2 separate regions of the Homo sapiens genome follow, and region 2 is linked to region 1. Evidence: chromatin loops called from intact Hi-C (ENCODE). Cell type or tissue: heart right ventricle. All regions are shown on one strand. Each heading gives the region's core, and the rest is flanking DNA. Links, peaks and the distances in the headings are about the cores only. Region 1 overlaps MICALL1 (MICAL like 1). Region 2 overlaps EIF3L (eukaryotic translation initiation factor 3 subunit L).

Region 1 (10,951 bases), core at 1,136-9,135:
CTTGAGGTCAGGAGTTCAAGACTAGCCTGGCCAACATGGCGAAACCCCATCTCTACTAAAAGTACAAAAATTAGCCGGGTGTGGTGGCAGCTAATCCCAGCTACTGAGGAAGCTGAAGCAGAATTGCTTGAACTTGGGAGGCGGAGGTTGAGTGAGCTGAGATCGTACCACTGCACTCCAGCCTGGGTGACAAAAGCAAGACTCTGTCTCAAAAAAAAAAAAAAAAAAATTAGCTGGGTGTGATGGCATGCGCCTGTAGTCCCAGCAACTCAGGAGGCTGAGACAGGAGAATTGCTTGAACCTAGGAGGCAGAGATTGCAGTAAGCCAAAATCACACCACTGCACTCCAGCCTAAACAACAGAGTGGGACTCTGTCTCAAAAAAAAAAAAAAGAAAAGAAAAAAAATCCTTTGACTTACAGTCCAGTACTTTTTTTTTTTTTTTTTTTGAGACTGAGTCTCGCTCTGTCACCCAGGCTGGAGTGCACTGGCGTGATCTCGGCTCACTGCAAGCTCCACCTCCCGGGTTCACACCATTCTCCTGCCCCAGCCTCCCGAGTAGCTGGGACTACAAGCTCTCGCCACCACGCCTGACTAATTTCTTGTATTTTTAGTAGAGACGGGGTTTCACCGTGTTAGCCCTGATGGTCTTGATCTCCTGTCCAGTACTCTTTTAACTGTTTCAAGCACCACTTGGTCCCCAGGAAGCACTGCTATTTGGGCCCACGGACTCCAACAAAACCAGCTGCAGATCTCAAGGGGGAATGCACAGCTGAGGGCAAATCCACCCTGGGAAGATGCCTCCCATATACCACAGTCGTCTCTGTAGGCATCAGGGCATCCCACGGCTACCCTCCAAGCCTAAGCCACAGCCTTCCTGGCTGTATGCTGGCCTCTCTTGCTACACACAGCCCTCTCTGCACAACAGAGGCTGCGGAGTTTGTGCACAGCCATCCTGGTAGTGCCCACTCCAACCCTCCCTTCAACCAGTCCCTCCCTTCCAACCCCAATGCCGAAGTTCAAGTGCTCACCAGCCTCATCCCCAGCAAGGGCCTCACCTTTCTTCTTGATCATGGCTTCCAACATCTTGTCTTCCTCTTCCTCCCTGAAATAAGCAGCAGCAGTTAAGCTGGGCGTGGTGGCTCACACCTGTAATCCCAGCACTTTGGGAGGCCAAGGTGGGTGGATCACCTGAAGTCAGGAGTTCGAGATCAGCCTAGCCAACATGGTGAAACCCCATCTCTACTAAAAATACAAAAAGTAGCTGGGTGTGGTGGCTCATGCCTGTAATCCCAGCTACTCGGGAGGCAGAGGTAGGAGAATCGCTTGAACCTGGGAGACAGAGGTTGTAGTGAGCCGAGGTTATGCCATTGCACTCCAGCCTGGGCAACAAGAGTGAAACGCTGTCTCAAAAAAAAAAAAAAAAAAAAAAGCAGCGGCAGCTGAGAGTCCTACGGGAGGAAGGAGCAGATGCCCTCTCTGTCCACACAGGGCTGAGCAACGGTGCACTGGGATCGCTGGTAGGAGGGCAGGGCTGGCCTGGCCTGAGGCGTGGACTGTGTCTTTGGCTCTCCAGGGAGCTGCCCCACCCATGAGGCCCAGAGCCTGACCTGCTCTGGCCCTGCCCCCAGGACCCCCCACCCCTGGCCATGTCACCTCTGCCGGTCCTCATCCAGGCAGTTGATGATAGCGTTGCGCTGCTCAATGAGGGTCACAAGCTCCTGCATCAGCACCTTCTCCCGGGCCCGGTCCTCCTCCGTCCAGTCCTTTTCTGCCCAGGGAGAAAAGTTAGGGGGCATGAGTGGTAGGAAAGCCCTCTTCCTCCCCAGGCCACCAGGAGCCACTGCCTAAGTGCGGCAGGCCAGCCCCATGCTAAATACCATGCAAGAAACTAAGCGCAGAAAGGAAGGGCCCCGATAGGTGGGGCTTACAAGTTCTTTTTTTTTTGTTTTTTTTTTTGAGACGGAGTCTCACTCTGTCGCCCAGGCTGGAGTGCAGTGGCGTGATCTTGGCTCACTGCAGGCTCCGCCTCCCGGGTTCACGCCATTCTCCTGCCTCAGCCTCCCGAGTAGCTGGGACTACAGGCACCTGCCACCACGCTCAGCTAATTTTTTATATTTTTAGTAGAGACAGGGTTTCACCATGTTGGCCAGGATGGTCTCGATCTCCTGACCTCGTGATCCACCCGTCTCAGCCTCCCAAAGTGCTGGGATTACAGGCGTGAGCCACCGCGCCCGGCCAGGGCCTACAAGTTCTTAGGGAAAAGAAAGTTGTGACAGAAGAGACCAAGGACACCAGGCTGCCTACCAAAGAGCCCTGCAAGGGGCCCCAGCAGGGCCAGCACAGCACCTACTGCAAGAACAGGGCAGCACCAAGGGTCTCATGCTCATGTTCATTCATCCATTCAACAAATGTTCACTAGGTGGCTTCTGGCGGGAGGCAAGATTCAGGAGGGACAGAGTGGGGCAGGGGCGAGGAGACAACAGGGAACCCCAGGGCTCCTCCAGCAGGAGAAGCAACACAACCCAAGTGACATACTGGGACATTTATCCAAGGCTGTGGAGGAAGGTAGACTAGAGGGGATGCTGGGGGCAGGGAGCCCAGCAGGAGGCTCCCCTGAAGCTGGGCACACCTGCTGCCCCTCCTGCCTCCTTTCCTCTCAAGGCCCCAGCCAACCCACAGGACCACCCCCAGGGGCCCACTGGGGCCCTAGTATTTCCCCCTCCCCCAGCCTGCAGGCTCCAGGGATGAGTGCCCACACTTGGCCTTCCCTCCACAACATCTACCGCCACAGGCTTCCCTGGCTTCAAATAAATATCCTAGGCCGGGCCCGGTGGCTCACTCCTGTAATCCCAGCACTTTGGGAGGCCGAGGCAGGTGGATCACCAGAGGTCAGGAGTTCGAGACCAGCCTGGCCAAATGGTGAAACCTCGTCTCTACTAAAAATACAAAAATTAGCGGGGTGTGGTGGCACACACCTGAAATCCCAGCTACTAGGGAGGCTGAGGCAGGAGAATTGCTTGAACCTGGGAGGTGGAGGTTGCAGTGAGCTCAGATCACGCCACTGCACTCCAGCCTGGGCAACAGAGTGAGACTCTGTCTCAAAAAAAAAAAAAAAAAAGTAAATATCCTTAGCCAAGCGTGGTGGTGGGCGCCTGTAATCCCAGCTACTGGGGAGGCTGAGGCAGGAAAATCGCTTGAACCTGGGAGGCGGAGGTTGCAGTGAGCTGAGTTCACGCCATTGCACTTCAGCCTGGATGTCACAGTGACACTCCATCTCAAAAAAATAATAGGCCGGGTGCGGTGGCTCACGCCTGTAATCCCAGCACTTTGGGAGGCCGAGGTGGGCGGATCACGAGGTCAGGAGATCAAGACCATCCTGGCTAACACGATGAAACCTTGTCTCTACTAAAAATACAAAAATTAGCCGGGTGTGGTGGCGGGCGCCTGTAGTCCCAGCTACACGGGAGGCTGAGGCAGGAGAATGGCGTAAACCCAGGAGGCGGAGCGTGCAGTAAGCCAAGATCGTGCCACTGCACTCCAGCCTAGGCGACAGAGCGAGACTCTGACTCAAAAAAATAAAATAAAATAAAATAATAATAATAACAAATAGGGCCAGGGCTTGGCGCGGTGGCTCACGCCTGTAATCCTAGCACTTTGGGAGGCGGAGGCGGGTGGATCACGAGGTCAGGAGATCGAGACCATCCTGGCTAACATGGTGAAACCCCGTCTCTACTAAAAATACAAACAATTAGCCGGGCGGGGTGGCAGGTGCCTGTAGTCCCAGCTACTAGGGAGGCTGAGGCAGGAGAATGGTGTCAACCTGGGGAGGCGGAGCTTGCAGTGAGCCGAGATTGTGCCACTGCCCTCCAGCCTGGGCAACAGAGTGAGACTCCATCTCAAAAAATAAAATAAAAATAAATAAATAAATAAAATAAAATAAATAAATAAATAGAGCCAGGCGCAGTGGCTCATGCCTGTAATCCCAGCACTTTGGGAGGCTAAGGTGGGTGGATCACAAGGTCAGGAGATCGAGACCATCCTGGCTAACATGGTGAAACCTGGTCTCTACTAAAAACACAAAAAATTAGCCGGGCGTGGTGGCAGGCGCCTGTAGTCCCAGTTACTTGGGAGGCTCAGGCAGGAAAATGGCGTGAACCCGGGAGGCAGAGCTTGCAGTGAGCCGAGATCGCGCCACTGCACTCCAGCCTGGGCGACAGAGTGAGACTCTGTCTCAAAAAAAAAATAATAATAATAAATAAATAAATACCCCCCCCCAAAATAAATAAATAAATATCCTGAAGCCCCCTCAGCCACTGCCCCTTTCCCCTATGGCCTCACCTTGCCAAAATTGAGGAGCAGGTGGCCCAACCTGGTTCTGGGGACAGAGCAGGGCCTCCAAATCACCACCCAAGTTTGAATCCCACTTTGCCATTTTCCATATCTGGGGCCTGGGTAAGTTATGTCCCCAGTCTACACGTGGGGAAACTGAGACTCAGGGACATGAAATCTTTGACCAGTGTCACACAGTGAAGGTGGAGCTGGTATTTGAACCTGGCAGCCTGATGCCCCCAAGCAATGGCCCTCATGGTGTACTGTACTCGGAGCCTCATACACCAGCTTCACCTTCCAAAAGCAACATCCGGGACAGGCTGACAAGCCCGGGACGCACAGCCACCACACGGGGGCTGGAAAAGCCACAGTAAGCCCTGGGGCCGGGCTAGCCAGGGAGGCAGAGGAGCCGTGCCCGCTCTGGCCACAGGGCGCCGCTGTGGCTCTGAGTGGTGGCCACGCCCCAGCCTCCTGCAGAGTTGGGAGTGACTCACACAAGGCAGTGGAAGCCTGGGACATTCTGTGGCTTCCCCTGGGACACTCCAGCCTCCCAAATTCCCCAGTCAGTAGACAGTTCCCCTGCCACCATCCCCACAGTCTGGAGGGGCTGTGTGTGCAGGGACAGCCCCAGATCAGAGACATGGATGGAAGCCCAGCCCCGTCACCAACAGCCAAGTCCCTTGACCTCTCTGGCCCTCCACTTCCCATCTGTCAAGATGGCCCTTGCCCAGGGCTGGCACCATGCCTGAGCCATAAGAAAGTGGTCAAAAGCTTTGGCTCCCAACTCTGGAATCTCCATAGTCCTGGGGTCTCTGCCTGCAGCTGCGGTTCACTGCATTCCACGGTCACAGGGCGTGTGAGGAGCCCTCCTCACCAAACCCCAACTCGGCCACATGGTAACCATCAGCCATCAGCCCTTCAGAGGGTACAGAGTCCACGTCCACTGTCTCCTGGTCCCAAGAACACCCGAGGACGTGGGGACCTTCATTCCCATCTTACACCTGAAGCCACTGAGGCTCAGTGAGGCTAAGAATCCTGCCCAAGGTCACACAGCAAGTTAGTGGCAGAAGAAGGAACAGTCTGACCCACGCACAAAACAGGCTGGGCTGGTCCTGGGCCTGATCTTCATTCACTGAGAGCCTGTCATCCCTGGTCCCTCGGACGTCCACACCCTACACTGTCTGTGCGGTTCCTTCTCCTACCACAGCCCCAGCCAGCTTACTGCCTGTTACAGTCTCTCCCATCCTTGGGGGTGACCCAGACAGCCCTGCCCCGCACCTCCTCCTCTGGCCCTGTCCCCAGTCTGCCTGTGCATCCTACTGGGGTTTTGTCTGCCCGCTCCCCCACTCCTCCGTGTCACCAGGCCCCAGGGCAGGTGCCAGGGGAGTGCCAGTGGCTGCACTCACCTGGCTTATTGAGGAGGCACCGGAGCTCATACTCGACATCAGCCTGGCGCTGCTCCAGGTTCTGCTGCTTGAAGCTAGGGGTGGGAATAAGGTGACTCTTAACAATTCTGCCCGAGCCCCGGCTGCCCTGCCCTGCGCTGTTACTGATGAGGGAAGAGGGTAAGGGTTCTCCATTCTAAGCTCTACGGATTCCAGGGAGGGATGCCCCAGGCGGGGGGACTCACACATAGATGAGCTCGGACTCTCGCCGCACCAGTAGGTGCTTCTCGTGGATGAGCTTGAACCAGTCCACCAGCATGTCATCCTCACGGCCCTCTGGAAGCCAGATACCCACTGAGGCCAGGGCTGGCTGCCATGCCTGGCTCAGTTCCCCGGGGAATAGAGGCTCCTGCCCCCAGCCCCACCCAGCAGGCCCTCCCAGCCGCTCCCGCACCATTCAGGCCGCCACGCAGCTTCTCCTCCAGCAGCACCCCACGGTGCTCCAGGGCATCCAGCCGGCGCTCAATGGTATCCATCTCTCCATGGATGTCCTCCTCAGGGATGTACTGGTCAGCCTGGACCTGCCCAACAGTGCCTGGTCACCTGACGGCCTGCCTGGTTGCTGCCAGGAGCCTTGCCCTCTTCTCTGGCCAGCATTGGCCACTGGTGGCTCCAGGGCCCGGGCCCTGTCCCCCACCCCAGCATGGTAAGAAGGCAGGGTCCCAGTGGGGAAGGGGCCAGTGTGGGGACAGCCACAACCCTGCATGCCACTGGTCCCAGCACCAACAGACACTCCAGAAGGTGGCATGACTCCCTGCCCTTCACGGAAACGCCTCCTCTCTGCCACTCCAGAAAGGGTATCACAATGTCAGTGAGAGTGACCTTATTACAGAGATAAACTTGAGAACACTCTAATCAGCTTAAGTAGCAGTGTTATCATGAGTGCTTGATACTTGAACTTGTTAGTAACAAATTAAATGCACCACCCACTGCTTTTGGTGGTGAAGGGCTGATCTGCTCCAAATCCCTCCAGGCTGCAAGCTAGACCTTCCAGTTGGGCCGCCAAGAGTGCTCTCTTGAGCATCTGAGGCCCACTGCCTAGCCAGCCAGCCTCCTTAGAGTCCCAGGGGAAGACTGCAGCTGCAGAGTGGGGGTTGCCAGCCCAGGCCAGCCTGGTCTCGGGGGGCTCCCAGCTGGTACCTTGCGTTTGATGAGTGGAAAGCCGTGTCCAGGGGCAGGTGGCCTCACTGGCTTGGATCCCTTGGTGGCCTTCTTTGTGGCTGGGGACGCTGCAGGTGATGGCTTCCGGTTAAAAGGATTCTCCTTGCAGGAGGACTAAAGGGAAGGAGACATGACAGAGGGTGAGCCTGGGAAGAGGGCACGTGAGACCCCAGCAGCCTCATATTTGGGAACATGGAAAGCAGGCCAGCACTCCAGGGCCAGCAGGACCCAGGCAAAGAGACAGTCTCCTTGAATTCCGTCTCTGATGCACTCAGTCATTCAATAAACATTTCCATTTCCTTTTCCAGAGCTCTTCCCGTGTGTCAGTTACTGCACTGGATACTTTTTACACTTTTTGGAGACAGTCTCATTCTGTCACCAGGCTGGGTGCAGCTGTGGCATAACCATGGCTGCACTGCAGCCTCAGCCTCCTGGGGCTCAAGCAATCCTCCCAGCTCAGCCTCTCGAGAAGCTGGGACTACAGGCTTGCACCACCACGCCTGGCTAATTTTTTGTATTTACTTTTTTTTTTTTGTAAAGACAGGTTCTCACTTTGTTGCCCAGGCTGGTCCCAAACTCCTGGGCTCAAGTGATCCTCCTGCCTTGGCCTTCCAAAGTGCTGGGATTACCACACCTGGCCTTTTTATACATTCTTGTTTAATTCTCCCAACCACCCTGCCAAGTGGATATTACAATGACCATTTCACAGCTGAGTAAACTCAAGTTCAGAGAGGTTAAGTCATTTGCTCACGGCCACACACTTCCCATGAGCCCAAGCTGGGGTGAGAATCTGTCTGTTTCAGGGCCTGGGCAGCCATCTAGCATTGAGGGGTAGTGGTTAGAACCTTGCCCATGTGGCAGGCAGTGCCCTACTGTGCCCCACTGGTGGGGGTGCCTGGCTGTGCTAGCCTCAAAGAGGGCAGGGGTTTCCCTAGAAGCACAGAATGGCATTGGGTTTAAGGCAAGACAGAGCTATGGTAGTTCATTCAGGCCTCATAACCACCCTCTCCCCGCTGGGGACTCTGAGGCTCAGAGAGGTGAAGTTCCTCACCCAGGGTCACCCAGCCAGGAAGTGTTTGACCAGCAGATGGAGTCAGAGGGTACCTCCCTCCCTGCCAGAGAAAGATCTCATCCTCTGCTGCACAGCCCAGTACCCACACACCCAGAGCCCAGGCTCTGCATCCTTCCGTGCCTCTGGGGAGACCCCCGCCCTCTCTGAGGCCAGCACAGGCCGGGCAGCTCCACTGCCAGGGCACGGCAAGGCCCTGCCCACCACACGGGCAATGTCACTATTTCCCAACCACTCTTCCCAGCTCATTGGAAACAGACGTCACTGCGAGCCCCTTACAGAGGCCTCACCTGAGACCTGGGATGCTCCAAGAAGCACTGACCCAGCTTTCCCTCGGCAGCTGCGGAGCAGGTGGAGGCCTGTGCCAGCCCAGGGAGAGAGGCTCTCGGGGTGGGAGCTGCTCTGGGGTTTCTGAAGCAGGGAGGGTGCTGGGGCCCAGGTCTGGGCACAGCAAGAAGCCAGGGCTTGGCTCCCACAGGGCAGCACCCACCCAATGACCCAGGGTGGCACCCCAAGGCCCCCACTGCCTCTGAAAGTCTCCCCTAATCCTGGGGTGACAGTGGGACAGGGGTTCCCCACAAGCAAGTGCACCCGGGGTTCTGCCCCCTCCCTCTAACACACCCAGAGGGGCCAGCAGAGCCAAGCAGCCCAAAGCCCCTGAGCCCCTCAAAGGTTTTCAGCCTTTTCTCAGCCCCAAAACTTCAGACCAATATTCACGCAGCCCAGGACACGAAACACGAGAATCCGAAGGTGACCCACCCCCGTGCCCTCCACCACCAAGGAACCAGGGGGTCTTTCGAGCACTCAGGACACTTGGTGCCGCCAGCCCCTCACCATCTGTGGGAGCCCGAGGCCCAGAGGAGGATGGGGCCTGCTCAAGGACACACAGCAGGTGGGAGGCAGAGCCAGAATCAATGCCCAAGAGGCTCTTGCCGGGACCAGGGAAGGTTCAACGATGCCTGAGGCACATGGGCAGGGTCAGGCTACAACTTCAGCTGCCCCACAAAGGCTGTCCTGCCACCCTCTACCTGGGGCCAGATGAGCCTTGGGAGCTCAGAGGCCTGCAGAGCGTTGGGCCATCCAAAGGCGCTGTGGCTGCAAGACAGGGCCCTCATGAACTGGGTGCCCAGAGGAAAGTACTGAGCCCAGGCAATCCCCAGGTTCTCAGTATGGGGCTGAGAAACAGGTGAGCCCACAGCACACAGCATACCTGGAACAGGAGCAGCCTGGATGGGTGCCCAGCCAGAACCTCCCCACGCCCATGTCACCTGAGAAAAGACAGAGCCCAGCAAGGGAGCAGGAGGACAGGATAGGGCCACGTCTGCTCTCCTCGGTAAACACCCCTCATGGCACACAACAGAAGCACCCAAGAAAGCTGTGTGTCCTGGGTCCTTCTGCCTGTTGAGGGCTGACCCCCTGCCCACTACAAACTCCACACACAGCAGCATGTACATTATAGCACCTCCCCCTGACCTGGCTGGGAGCGCCTTGGGGACAGGGACCACTATGTCCACATGACCTGTGGAGCCCAGGCAGCCATGCACATGGGAGGCATTCAGAGACCCCAGCTCCCCTGTTCCATGGCGGGGAGACCCAGGTCTCTGCAGAAGGGAGTGAATCCCTCCCCTCTGTGCTCTACTCTAGGTCACCTTCCAAAATGCCCATTATGCCTATCTCCCTGAGCAGATCGTGAGCCCCTGGAGGCCAAAGACAGGGTCTTTTTTTTTTCTGAGACAGAGTCTCATTCTGTTGCCCAGGCTGTGGGCCATCTCAGCTCACTACAACCTCCACCTCCCAGGTTCAAGCAATTCTCCTACCTCAGCCTCCCAAGTAGCCAGGATTACAGGTGCCTGCCACCACACCTGGCTAATTTTTGTATTTTTAGTAGAGATGGGGTTTCACCATGTTGGCCAGGCTGGTCTCAAACTCCTATCCTCAAGTGACCTGCCTGCCTCAGCCTCCAAAGTGCTGGGATTACAGGTGTGAGCCACCACGCCCAGCCAGGATAGGGTTTTAATACAACTCTGCCCAGGGTCTGGCATCAGTAGAGCCTGAGTGAATGGAAGAGCGGACAGACAATACGGGATGACTGGTGGCTGGTGAGTGGAACCCAAATAGGCAAGTGGAGGGGATGGGAGGCAAACAGGGGCCCTGATACATAAGACCTGGGAGGCTATGTTTGTGGACAGGTGGATAGATAGGTGGGAGCTCTGGCAGATGGATGGAAGCATGGACAGACGGGTTTGTGCCTCATTGGACAGAGTGGGTAATGGGTAGATAGACTGGCCAAGGCCACTCAGGAAGTCAGAGGCCAGTAAAGATAGAAAAGGCCCTAGACAGCCGGGGGCAGTGGCTCACGCCTGTAATTGCAGCACTTTGGGAGGCCAAGGCGGGTGGATCGTGAGGTCAGGAGATCGAGACCATCTTGGCTAACACGGTGAAACCCCGTCTCTACTAAAAATACAAAAAATTAGCTGGGCATGGTGGCGGGCGCCTGTAGTCCCAGCTACTCGGGAGACTGAGACAGAAGAATGGTGTGAACCTGGGAGGCGGAGCTTGCAGAGAGCCGAGATCACACCACTGCACTCCAGGCTGGGTGATAGAGCGAGACTCCGTCTCAAAAAAAAATAAAAAAGAAGGCCAAGCATGGTGGTTCATGCCTGTAATCCCAGCACTTTGGGAGGCTGAGGCAGGCGGATCACGAGGTCAGGAGATCGAGACCATCCTGGCTAACGGGGTGAAAACCCCACTCTACTAAAAATACAAAAAATTAGCCGGGCGTGGTGGTGGGCGCCTGTAGTACCAGCTACTTGGGGGCTCAGGCAGGAGAATGGCGTGAACCCAGGAGGCAGAGCTTGCAGTGAGCCAAGATCGCGCCACTGCACTCCAGCCTGGGTGACAGAGAGAGACTCCATCTCAAAAAAATTAAGAAAAGGCCCTGGACA
Region 2 (10,604 bases), core at 1-8,000, 47 kb after region 1:
ACCACTGCACTCCAGCCTGGGCGACAGAGCGAGATTCCATCTCAAAAACAAAAACAAAAACAAAACAAAGAAGGCCGGGCACTGTGGCTCATGCCTGTAATCCCAGCACTTTGGGAGGCCGAGATGGGTGATCATCTGAGGTCAGGAGTTTGAGACCCACCTGACCAACATGGTGAAACCCAGTCTCTACTGAAAATACAAAAAGCCAGGCGCAGTGGCTCACGCCTATAATCCCAGCACTTTGGGAGGCTGAGGCAGGCAGATCACCTGAGGTCAGGAGTTCGAGACTAGCCTGGCCAACATCGCGAAACCTCGTCTCTATTAAAACTACAAACATTAGCCAGGCGTGGTGGCGTGCACCTGTAGTCCCAGCTACTTGGGAGGCTGAGGCAGGAGAACCGCTTGAACCCCGGAGGCGGAGGTTGCAGTGAGCCGAGATCGCGCCATTGCACTCCAGCCTGGGCAATAAGATCAAAACTCTGTCTCAAAAAAATAAACAAAAATAAAAATACAAAAAATTAGCCAGGCATGGTGGCATGCAACTACTTGGGAGGCTGAGGTAGAATAGCTTGAACCTGGGAGGCAGACGTTGCAGTGAACAGAGATCGTGCCACTGCATGCCAGCCAAACAAATAAGGTCATGCTGATGGCATCCAGGGCTTAGGATATGGACATGTCTTCTTGGGAACCACCATTCAGTTCCCAATAATAATTATCAAACCAATGGGGAAAAAGAGCATACTGAAAAGCTTACGAATTCCAAGTGTGGGGAAACAGTAACTGAACATCCATTATAGGCCAGGCACTGCACTGGGCACTCAAAATAGCATTCTCATTTATTCGTCACCACTGCCCAGTGAGCCAGGTTCTGCTACACTTATTTTTTATTTTTTTTAGACGGAGTCTCGCTCTGTAACCCAGGCTGGGGTCCAGCGGCACGATCTCTTGGCTCACTGCAAGCTCCGCCTCCCGGGTTCACGCCATTCTCCTGCCTCAGCCTCCCGAGTAGCTGGGACTACAGGCGCCCGCCACCACGCCCGGCTAATTTTTTTGTATTTTTAATAGAGACAGGGTTTCGCCATGTTAGCCAGGATGGTCTCGATCTCCTTGACCTTGTGATCCGCCCGCCTCGGCCTCCCAGTGCTGGGATTACAGGCGTGAGCCACCGCGCCTGGCCTGCTAACCTTATTTTATATACAAGGAACCAGGCAGAGATGTGAGACAACTTGCAAGCAGGGGCTTCCAGTCCAAGTACCCACTATAGGGTGACAGGCATAGCATTAATACTGTGGGTAGGCAGGAAACCATTTAGCTCAGCTCCAGCAGCTGCCTAATGTGACCTTGATCAAGTCACTAACTACTGTGGGTTCATTTCCTCATCAATAAGATGAGGAACTACTACTAAACCTGAGTTGTAAGGTGTAAGTAATGTATATGGATCCCTCTTTGCACAGTTCCTGGCAGTAGGAGGTGTTCAATAGTTTCCTTCCAGGACCCAGCACTGCCACAAATATGTCATGAAAATTATAGGTCATTTAAAGTTCATAGGATCTTGTGACGCACAAACAAAATACTGAACGTGAAAATGTCCTGTAAACCAAATATACTGCTTTATGAACAAGAGGGATTTAAGAATTCAATTTAGGGCTGGGCACGGTGGCTCACGCCTGTAATCCCAGTACTTTAGGAGGCAGAGATGGGCAGATCACGAGGTCAGGAAATCTGAGACCATCCTGGCTAACACGGTGAAACCCCATCTCTACTAAAAAATACAAAAAATTGGCCGGGCATGGTGGCGGGTGCCTGTAGTCCCAGCTACTTGGGAGGCTGAGGCAGGAGAATGGCAGGAACCTGGGAGGTGGAGCTTGCAGTGAGCCGAGATCGCGCCAGTACACTCCAACCTGGGCGACAGAGTGAGACTCCGTCTAAAAAAAAACAAAAAGATTTTGAATTTAGGCGGGGCGTGGTGGCTCATGCCTGTAATCCTAGCACATTTTGGGAGGCCAAGGCAGGCGAATCACTTGAGGCCAGGAGTTCGAGACCAGCCTGGCCAACATGGTAAAACCCATCTCTACTGAGAATACAAAAATTAGCTGAGTGTGGTGGCACACGCCTGTAATCCCAGCTACTTGGAAGGCTGAGGCAGAACTGCTTGAACCTGGGCAGCGGAGGATGCAACGAACTGAGATCACGCTACTGCACTCCAGCCTGGGAGACAGAGTGAGACTCCATCTCAAAAGCACAAAATAAAAATAACTCAATTTAAACACTAACAACTGATGTATCCTGAAAGCATCAGGACACATGGGAAATGTATTACTGCCACAACCCACAAATTCTCTCCTACAATAATGAGACGACAAATCTGGCTCCAAAGATCCTTTACTGAGATCCACTTGAAACACTTCGGTCCTTAACTTGTTAACTGAGTTGACAGGCTGATGGCTGATCTAGGTAAAGGTTTCACGGTAGCAAAAACACTTCCTGCCTATAATACATCAAAACAGGTTCCTGAATGTGTGTGAATATCATCAAGGTCTCTGTCCCATCTTCTTCAGGGTTCGATTAAGCTAGAAGAGAAAGAAAAGCAAAGTTACATACGGGGATTTCCCCAACCCCTTTCCTACAGTGTGTATGATCACTAGGTCAGATTCCCAGCTGCCCCTCTGAAGCCAAGAAAGGAAGTTTCTGATGTGGGTGTCCACTATGTGTGTGCAAAGCCGTGACATTCATATGGCCCTGCACAGTTCACGCGGATTATTCTTTTATCTGCCCTTCACACTCAACAAACCCATACACAACACTGCTCTATCCATCTGACAGAAAAAGGATTCAGACTGGCCAGACGTTTCAAGGTTACTAGTTCAGTTAGGGGAAGAATGAGAAGCTTTGAACAGGATCCTTGTTAGAAGACAGCCCTAGCCCACCACCCTGACAGATGTGATCTAAACAGCCAGAAAGTAAAAAGAGCAGCAGGGCTGTTATGATCCTGCAGGAAGAGCCTGACCTCTGCTGGAGAACTCAAAGCACCAGGACACAGTAGCCCTAGCAATGGCCACAAAGAGAGACCCACACCCTTACAGTGTTTGGCCTGACCCACAAGACCTCTCCTAGGGCAAGACAAGGAATGCACCAAGTATGTCAAAACAGAGCTTCCTGTCCTCCAGCCTACAGGAACTAGCCAGACCTGTCTAAGTTGGAAAACAATGCCAAACGGGGAGGGATGGGCAAGAGCAGGCAGTGAATCCACCCATATTAGGAAATACCAGGGAGGGAGAGGAGAGCTGGCCACCCGCAGAGGGAGATCTTGGAAAGAGATGCTCTGGAGAAGGCTGATGCAGCAATTCCTACAGGCCCAACCCCACTCCCCAAACCCCAAGCAGCCAGCCAGTCTAGCTTGAAAATTTAAAGGGCCAACCTCAAGCTTTCTTTTGCAGTGGCATGATCTCTGCTCACTGCAGCCTCCATCTCCCAGGTTCAAATCATTCTCCTGCCTCAGCCTTCTGCGTAGATGGGATTACAGGTGCGCACCACCACACCCAGCTAATTTTTTTAATTTTTAGTAGACATGAGGTTTCACCATGTGGCCAGGCTGGTCTTGAACTCCTGATCTCAAATTCAGCCTCCCAAAGTGCTGGGATTACAGGCATGAGCCACTGCACCTGGCCTCTTTTTCTTTTTTTTTTTTCTTGAGACAGGGTCTTGCTCGGTTGCCCAGGCTGGAGGGCAGTAGGCTTTCTTAATAACAGAAATGAAAAATTTAAAAGGCCAGGCATGGTGGCTCATGCCTGTAATCCCAACACTTTGGGAAGCTGAGACGGACTGGATCACTTGAGGCCAGGAGCTGGAGACCAGCCTGGCCAACATGGTGAAACCCCATCTCTACCATAAATACAAAAATTAGCTGGGTGTGGTGGCACACACCTGTAATTCCAGCTATGCGGGAGGCTGAGGAGGGAGACTCGCTTGAACCCAGGAGGCAGAGGTTGCAGTGAGCTAAGATCACGTCGCTGCACTCCAGCATGGGTGACAGCACAAGACTCCATCTCAAAATAAATAAAGGAATAAAAATTAAAAAAAAGTAAACTCTCGATTCAGTTCCTAAGCTCTGTCCTGAGCCAACAAACCCCTCTTCTCTCAGATCTCTCACCTCCTCAAATTTGTGGATCTGACGGATGAAGAAATCCCCATAACGCCTGGCGACCTTGGTGTCCGCGATGTGGATCATGTCCTGTGGGGGAAAGCACAGTCAGGGAAGAGCAGCCAGGTGGAGGAGCAGGGCCATCTAACCCAGGAGCCACCATGGACTTGCAAGTGATAATGATGGTGAGTGTTAGATGTAAAGGTGGGGAAAAGACCACTGGAAAAACACCACCAGTTAACAGTAACTCACTCTTTCTAGAGAGTTTTTCTTTTCTTTTTTTTTTTGAGATGGAGTTTTGCTCGTCGCCCAGGCTGGAGTGCAATGGCATGATCTCAGCTCACTGCAACCTCCGCCTCCAGGGTTCAAGCAATTCTCTTGCCTCAGCTTCCCAAGTAGCTGGGATTACAGGCTCCCGCCATCTTGCCTGGCTAATTTTTGTATTTTTAGTAGAGATGAGGTTTTACCATGTTAATCAGGCTGGTCTCAAACTCCTGACCTCAGGTGATCCACTCGCCTCAGCTTCCCAAAGTGCTGGGATTACAGGCATGAGCCAATGTGCCCGGCCTAGTTTATATATATTTTTTTTATCAATTCATTTGTACTTTTATTTTCTAGACTTTTTTTTTGTCTTTTATTTTCTAGTCTTTTTTTTTTTTTTGAGATGGAGTCTTGCTCTGTCACTCAGGCTGGAGTGCAGTGGTGCGATCTCGGCTCACTGCAAGCTCCACCTCCCGAGTTCACACCATTCTCCTGCCTCAGCCTCCCGAGTAGCTGGGACTACAGGCACCCGCCACCATGCCTGGCTAATTTTTTTTGTATGTTTTTAGTAGAGACGGGGTTTCACCATGTTAGCCAGGATGGTCTCGATCTCCTGACCTCATGATTCGCCCGTCTTGGCCTCCCAAAGTGTTGGGATTACAGGCGTGAGCCACCGTGCCCAGCCTCGTCTTTTTTATTTTGGGAATAAAGATGTTTATGCTGGCTGGGCATGGTGACTCACGCCTGTAATCCCAGCACTTTGGGAGGTTGGGAATTCAAGACCAGCCTGACCAACATGGTGAAACCCCATCTCTACTAAAAATTAGCTGGGCGTAGTGGCGGGCACCTGTAATCCCAGGAGGGAGAGGTTGCAGTGAGCCGAGACTGCGTCACTGCACTCCAGCTTGGGTGACAAAGTGAGACTCCATCTCAAAAAAAAAAAAAAAAAAAAGTTTATGCTCCTACACTGTTGATAAAATTGCAAATTAGTCCAATCTTTAAGTTTTGTTTTTAGCTGAAAATATTTTGAACACCATTTTACTTTAAAATTTTCTATATCCCCTAGGTTAAGATCTAAGAACGTTCTAAATCTCTGATAGGATTTCTTTCAAGTTAAGAATGAAGAGTCAAAAAGGAAAAAAAAAAGAAGCACTTTGCCAAAGACAAACCTGAACCAGCAACAGAGGAATAACAGTAAAACATGCAATTAAATAATAATCAAATAGCCAATTCTTAGGAGAAATGTTTTGTTAAACTACCCAGATTAGTTGAGAATAGCTAGGCTGGTAATTAAGAGGTGACAGAGGAATGCAGGAGGCTACTATAATTGCCAAAGAACGTATATATGTCAGGTATTGAGAAAAAACTAGGCCAGGCATGGTGGCTCACACCTGCAATCCCAGCACTTTGGGAGGCAGAGGTGGGCAGACTACCCGAGCCCAAGAGTTTGTATTTGAGACCAGGCTGGGCAACATGGTAAAACCCCATCTCTACAAAAAATACAAAAATTAGCAAGATGTGGTGGTGCAGTCCTGTAGTCCCAGCTACTTGAGAAGCTGAGATAGGAGGATCACCTGAGCCCCCGGGAGTTGAGGCTGCAGTGAGCTGTGATTTTGCCACTGCACTCCAGCCTGGACAACTGGAGGATTAAGATGCTATCTTAAAAAAAAAAAAAAAAAAAAAAAAAAAAAAGGCTTGACATGATCCTGGCAAGGGAGAAAGTTTTCTTTATTTTTATTTATTTATATATTTATTTATTTTTAGAGGCAGGGTCTCACTTTGTTACCCAGGCTGCACTGCAGTGGTAAGATCTTAGGTCACTGCAGCCTCAAACGCCTGGGCTCAAGCCATCCTCCTGCCTCAGCGTCCTAAGGCAGGGGCTATAAGGGACTCTCTCCCATAGCTGGGACTACAAGTACACGCTACGAAGCCTGGCTCAGTTTTCTTTGATTTATAAAAGCATGATTTAAAACACTGGAAAACTTCCACTACTGACGTGTTATTACTTTTGGCAAATCTGTTTGTATCGGGCTAGCTAACTTATGGCAAAAACCAAGTCTTCCAGAAGCCATAAAAATGAAATGAGAGTATTTATTTTAAAGCAAAATGAACTTTCAAAAACAAACTACCCAAACTGACCTAGAAATTCCACAACTAGATATATATCTGAAAATTAAAAACATATGTTCACACAATAACTTCTAGATGAATATTCACAGCAGCACTATTCATAAGCCAAAAAGTGAAAAAAGGAACAAAAAACCCCCAAAAACCAAAAACCCCAAATGTGCAACAACAAATGGATAAACAAAATGCAGTACATTAATACATGGGATATTATTCAGCTATAAAAGGAATGTACTGACACATGCTATAATATGGATGAAACTTGAAGACATGCTCAGTGAAAGGACCCAAACACAAAAGTCCATATATTACATGATTCCATTTATCTGAAATGTCAAATGCAGAGAGACCAAAGCAGATTAGGGGTTTGCTAGGGGATGGCAGAAAGGGGGAACTGGGGAACTGCGAGTGACTGCTAGTGGGTAGGGAGTTTCTTTTTGGGGGGACAGAAATGTTTTGGAATTAGACAGTGGAGATGGTTGCAAAACACTGTGAACATACTAATAACCACTGAATTCTTCATTCATTCATTCATTCATTCTATTTATTTATGGAGACAGGGTCTCACTCTGTCACTCAGGCTGGAGTGCAGTGGCATGATCTTGGCTCACTGCAACCTCCACCTCCTAGGCTAAAGCGATTCTTGTGCCTCAGCCTCCCAAGTAGCTGGTATTACAGGCATGCGCCCCCACACTCAGCTAATTTGTGTATTTTTAGTACAGATGGGGTTTCACCATGTTGGCCAGGCTGGTCTTGAACTCCTGGTCTCAAGTGATCTGCCAGCCTTGGCCTCCCAAAGTGCTGGGATTATAGGTGTAAAGCATCACACCTGGCCAAATTGCACATTTTAAAATGGTGAAGTTTATATCCTGCAATTTTTTTTTTTGAGATGGAGTCTCGCTCTGTCGCCCAGGCTGGAGTGCAGTGGCGCGAGCTCTGCTTACTGCAAGCTCCGCCTCCCGGGTTCACACCATTCTCCTGCCTCAGCCTCCCGAGTAGCTGGGACCACAGGCGCCCACCACCATGCCCGGTTAATTTTTTGTATTTTTAGTAGAGACAGGGTTTCACCGTGTTAGCCAGGATGGTCTTGATCTCCTGACCTCGTGATCTGCCTGCCTCAGCCTCCCAAAGTGCTGGGATCATGCAAGTTTTTTTTTTTTTTTTTTTTTTGAGACGGAGTTTCACTCTTGTTGCCCAGGCTGGAGTGCAATGGCACGATCTTGGCTCACTGCAACCTCCACCTCCCGGGTTCAAGCAATTCTCCTGCCTCAGCCTCCGGAGTAGCTGAGATTACAGGCATGCGCTGCCACGTCTGGCTAATTTTGTATTTTTAGTAGAGATGGGGTTTCTTCATGTTGGTCAGGCTGGTCTTGATCTCCTGACCTCAAGTGATCCGCCCACCTTCGCCTCTCAAAGTGTTGGGATTACAGGCGTGAGCCACCATGCCCAGCCTTTTTTTATTTTTTTGAAGTGGAGTCTCGCTCTGTTGCCCAGGCTGGAGTGCAGTGGTGCAATCTTGGCTTACTGCAACCTCCGCCTCCTAGGTTCAAGCAAGTCTCCTGCCTCAGCCTCCCAAGTAGCTGGGACTACAGGCACCCGCCACCACGCCCAGCTAATTTTTGTATTTTTAGTAGAGATGGGGTTCACCATATTGGCCAGGACGGTCTTGATCTCCTGACCTCGTGTTCCGCCTAGCTCGGCCTCCCAAAGTGCTGGGATTACTTGCGTGAACCAACGCGCCCGGCTTATCATGCAAATTATGTATAAAAATTATGTTTTTTTCTTTTTTTGAGACAGTCTCTCACTCTGTTGCCCAGGCTGGAGTGCAGTGGCACAATCTCGGCTCACTGCAGCTTCTGCTTCCCAGGTTCAGGTGATTCTCGTGCCTCAGCCTCCCGAGTAGCTGGGATTACAGGAACGCACCACCATGCCCGGCTAATTTTTTAAATATTTTTAGTAGAGACGGGGTTTCACCATGTTGCACAGGCAGGTCTTGAACTCCTGACCTCTGATGATCTACCCACCTTGGCCTCCCAAAGTGATAGGATTACAGGTATGAGCCACTGCACTCAGCCTAAAATTATGTATTTTTAAGAACTGCTCAAAAAGTGCTATTTCCAACAATACATTTAGACCAAAATGCTTTTTCTCTTTTTTTCAAGATGCAGTCTCATCTCTGTCACAAAGGCTGGAATGCGGTGGCTTGATCTCAGCTCACTGCAACCTCTGTCTCTTGGGCTCAAGTGAGTCTCCTGTCTCAGCCTCCCAAGTTACTGGGATTACAGGCATGTGCCACCATGCCTGGCTAATTTTTATATTTTTAGTAGAGACAGGGTTTCACCATACTGGCCAGGATGGTCTTGATCTCCTGACCTCAGGTGATCCACCCGCCTTGGCCTCCCAAAGTGCTGGGATTACAGGCGTGAGCCATCATGCCCAGCATGCTTTTTCTCTTTTTAAAAAGTAGAGACAGGGTCTTGGTTTGTTGCCCAGGTTGGTCTTGAACTCCTGGGCTCAAGCAATTCTCCTGCCTCGTCCTTCCAGAGTATTGGGATTATAGCTATAAGCCACTGTACCTGGCCCAAAATGCTTTCAAAAACAATTAAAAATGCAGGATATTAGAAAAAAACTTACAGCATCAAAGAGCTGACAAGATAGTAACAGAACATTTTGGGAAAAAAGAAACCATTCTAAGAAAAGCACAGAAGACCCCCTCTGCCCTATGGACATTTGCTGATCTTAGAAAACCTGGGCTGACGGCCGTGTGTGGTGGCTCATGTCTGTAACCCCAGCACTTTGGGAGGCCGAGGCGGGCAGATCACCTGAGGGCGGGAGTTCGAGACCAGCCTGACCAAGACGGAGAAACCCTGTCTCTACTAAAAATACAAAATTAGCTGGGCATGGTGGCGCATCCCTGTACATCCCAGCTACTCGGGAGGCTGAGGCAGGAAAATCGCCTGAACCCGGGAGGCAGAGGTTCCGGTGAGCCAAGATTGTGCCATTGCACTCCAGCCTGTGCAACAAGAGCAAGACTCAGTCTAAAAAAAAAGAAAACAATTCTTTTAAAAACCTCATCAGCTCATCAGCGCCTGTAGTCCCAGCTAATCAGGAGGCTGAGACAGAAGGATTGCTTGAACCCAGGAGGCGGAGGTGGCAGTGAGCCAAGATCACATCACTGCACTACAGCCTGAGTGATACAATGAGACTCTGTCTCTAAATAAATAAATAAAAATGAAAATCTCATCAGACATTAAAATGTCCAGCTTGAACTTAAAAGTGCCAGTGAAAACTAACACTGTTCTTCAACCCACCTCCCCTCCTGAGAGGAAGCTACTGCTATGTTGCTTGTGTATCCTTCTGGAAAGAACTTGAGGCATACATAGGCATATATAAATGTATTACTAGCCACTCTGTAAAAACCTTACTTGTATTTTTTGTAATATACAAACCATCCAAACGTTAATCAATGGGAGAATGGATAAACTGCAGTACAATAACAACAGCAGATGCTGGACTATCACAGAACAATAAACATGAAGGAATCACTGCTACACACAATGGACGGTGACTCACTCAATTATAACGTTGAGCAAAAGAAGCCAGACTTAAAGAGTACATACTGTGTAATTCCATTATATAAAGTTCACAAACAGGCAGCACTAATCCAAGATGTTAGACATCAGGACAGGACAGGCGCAGTGGCTCACACCAGTAATCCCAGCATTTTGGGAGGCCAAGGTAGGAGGATCACTTGAAACTAGCCTGGGCAACAAAGTGAGACCCTGTTTCTATAAAGTAAAAACTTAAAATCGGCTGGGAACAGTGGCACATATCAGAGTTCGAGACCAGGCTGGGCAACATGGCCAAACCCCATCTCTACTAAAAATACCAAAAATTAGCCAGTCGTGGTGACGTGCGCCTGTAATCTCAGCTACTTGGGAGGATGAGGTAGGACAATCACCTGAACCCAGGAAGTTGAGGCTGCAGTGAGCTGAGATCACACCACTGCACTCCAGCCTGGGCAACCAGAGTGAGACCTTGTCTCAAAAAAGAGAGCCGGATGCAGTGGCTCACG

The links. Hi-C counts contacts between places; a loop is a spot of excess contacts. Peaks named below come from ENCODE experiments on the same cell type or tissue, not always from the same donor. Only the 100,000 strongest peaks of a DNase experiment are listed, where the experiment ranks them.
Region 2: it touches region 1 in a loop (1.9-fold over the local background); 62 of 110 quality-filtered maps call a loop at or near these places.

What each region holds. Positions count from the first base shown.
Region 1 is chr22:37,927,899-37,938,849 of GRCh38, reverse strand. It overlaps MICALL1 (MICAL like 1), which reads right to left. Exons shown (of 16, transcript NM_033386.4): 10 at 6,917-7,051; 11 at 6,171-6,297; 12 at 5,962-6,052; 13 at 5,738-5,811; 14 at 1,656-1,770; 15 at 1,058-1,104. Among named protein-coding and RNA genes, the nearest start is that of C22orf23, 20 kb to the left of the region's middle. RefSeq lists enhancers at 4,214-5,015, 5,016-5,818. In heart right ventricle, for the core only: CTCF peaks have their summits at 4,520, 4,744 and 7,990 (motif pointing right); DNase peaks (open chromatin) are centred at 4,759, 5,774 and 8,015; H3K27ac peaks cover 1,623 bases.
Region 2 is chr22:37,880,392-37,890,995 of GRCh38, reverse strand. It overlaps EIF3L (eukaryotic translation initiation factor 3 subunit L), which reads right to left. Exons shown (of 13, transcript NM_016091.4): 12 at 4,151-4,231; 13 at 1,589-2,570. The coding sequence ends at 2,532. Among named protein-coding and RNA genes, the nearest start is that of MICALL1, 21 kb to the left of the region's middle. In heart right ventricle, for the core only: a CTCF peak has its summit at 3,020 (motif pointing left); no DNase peak of the experiment used is centred there; H3K27ac peaks cover 1,085 bases.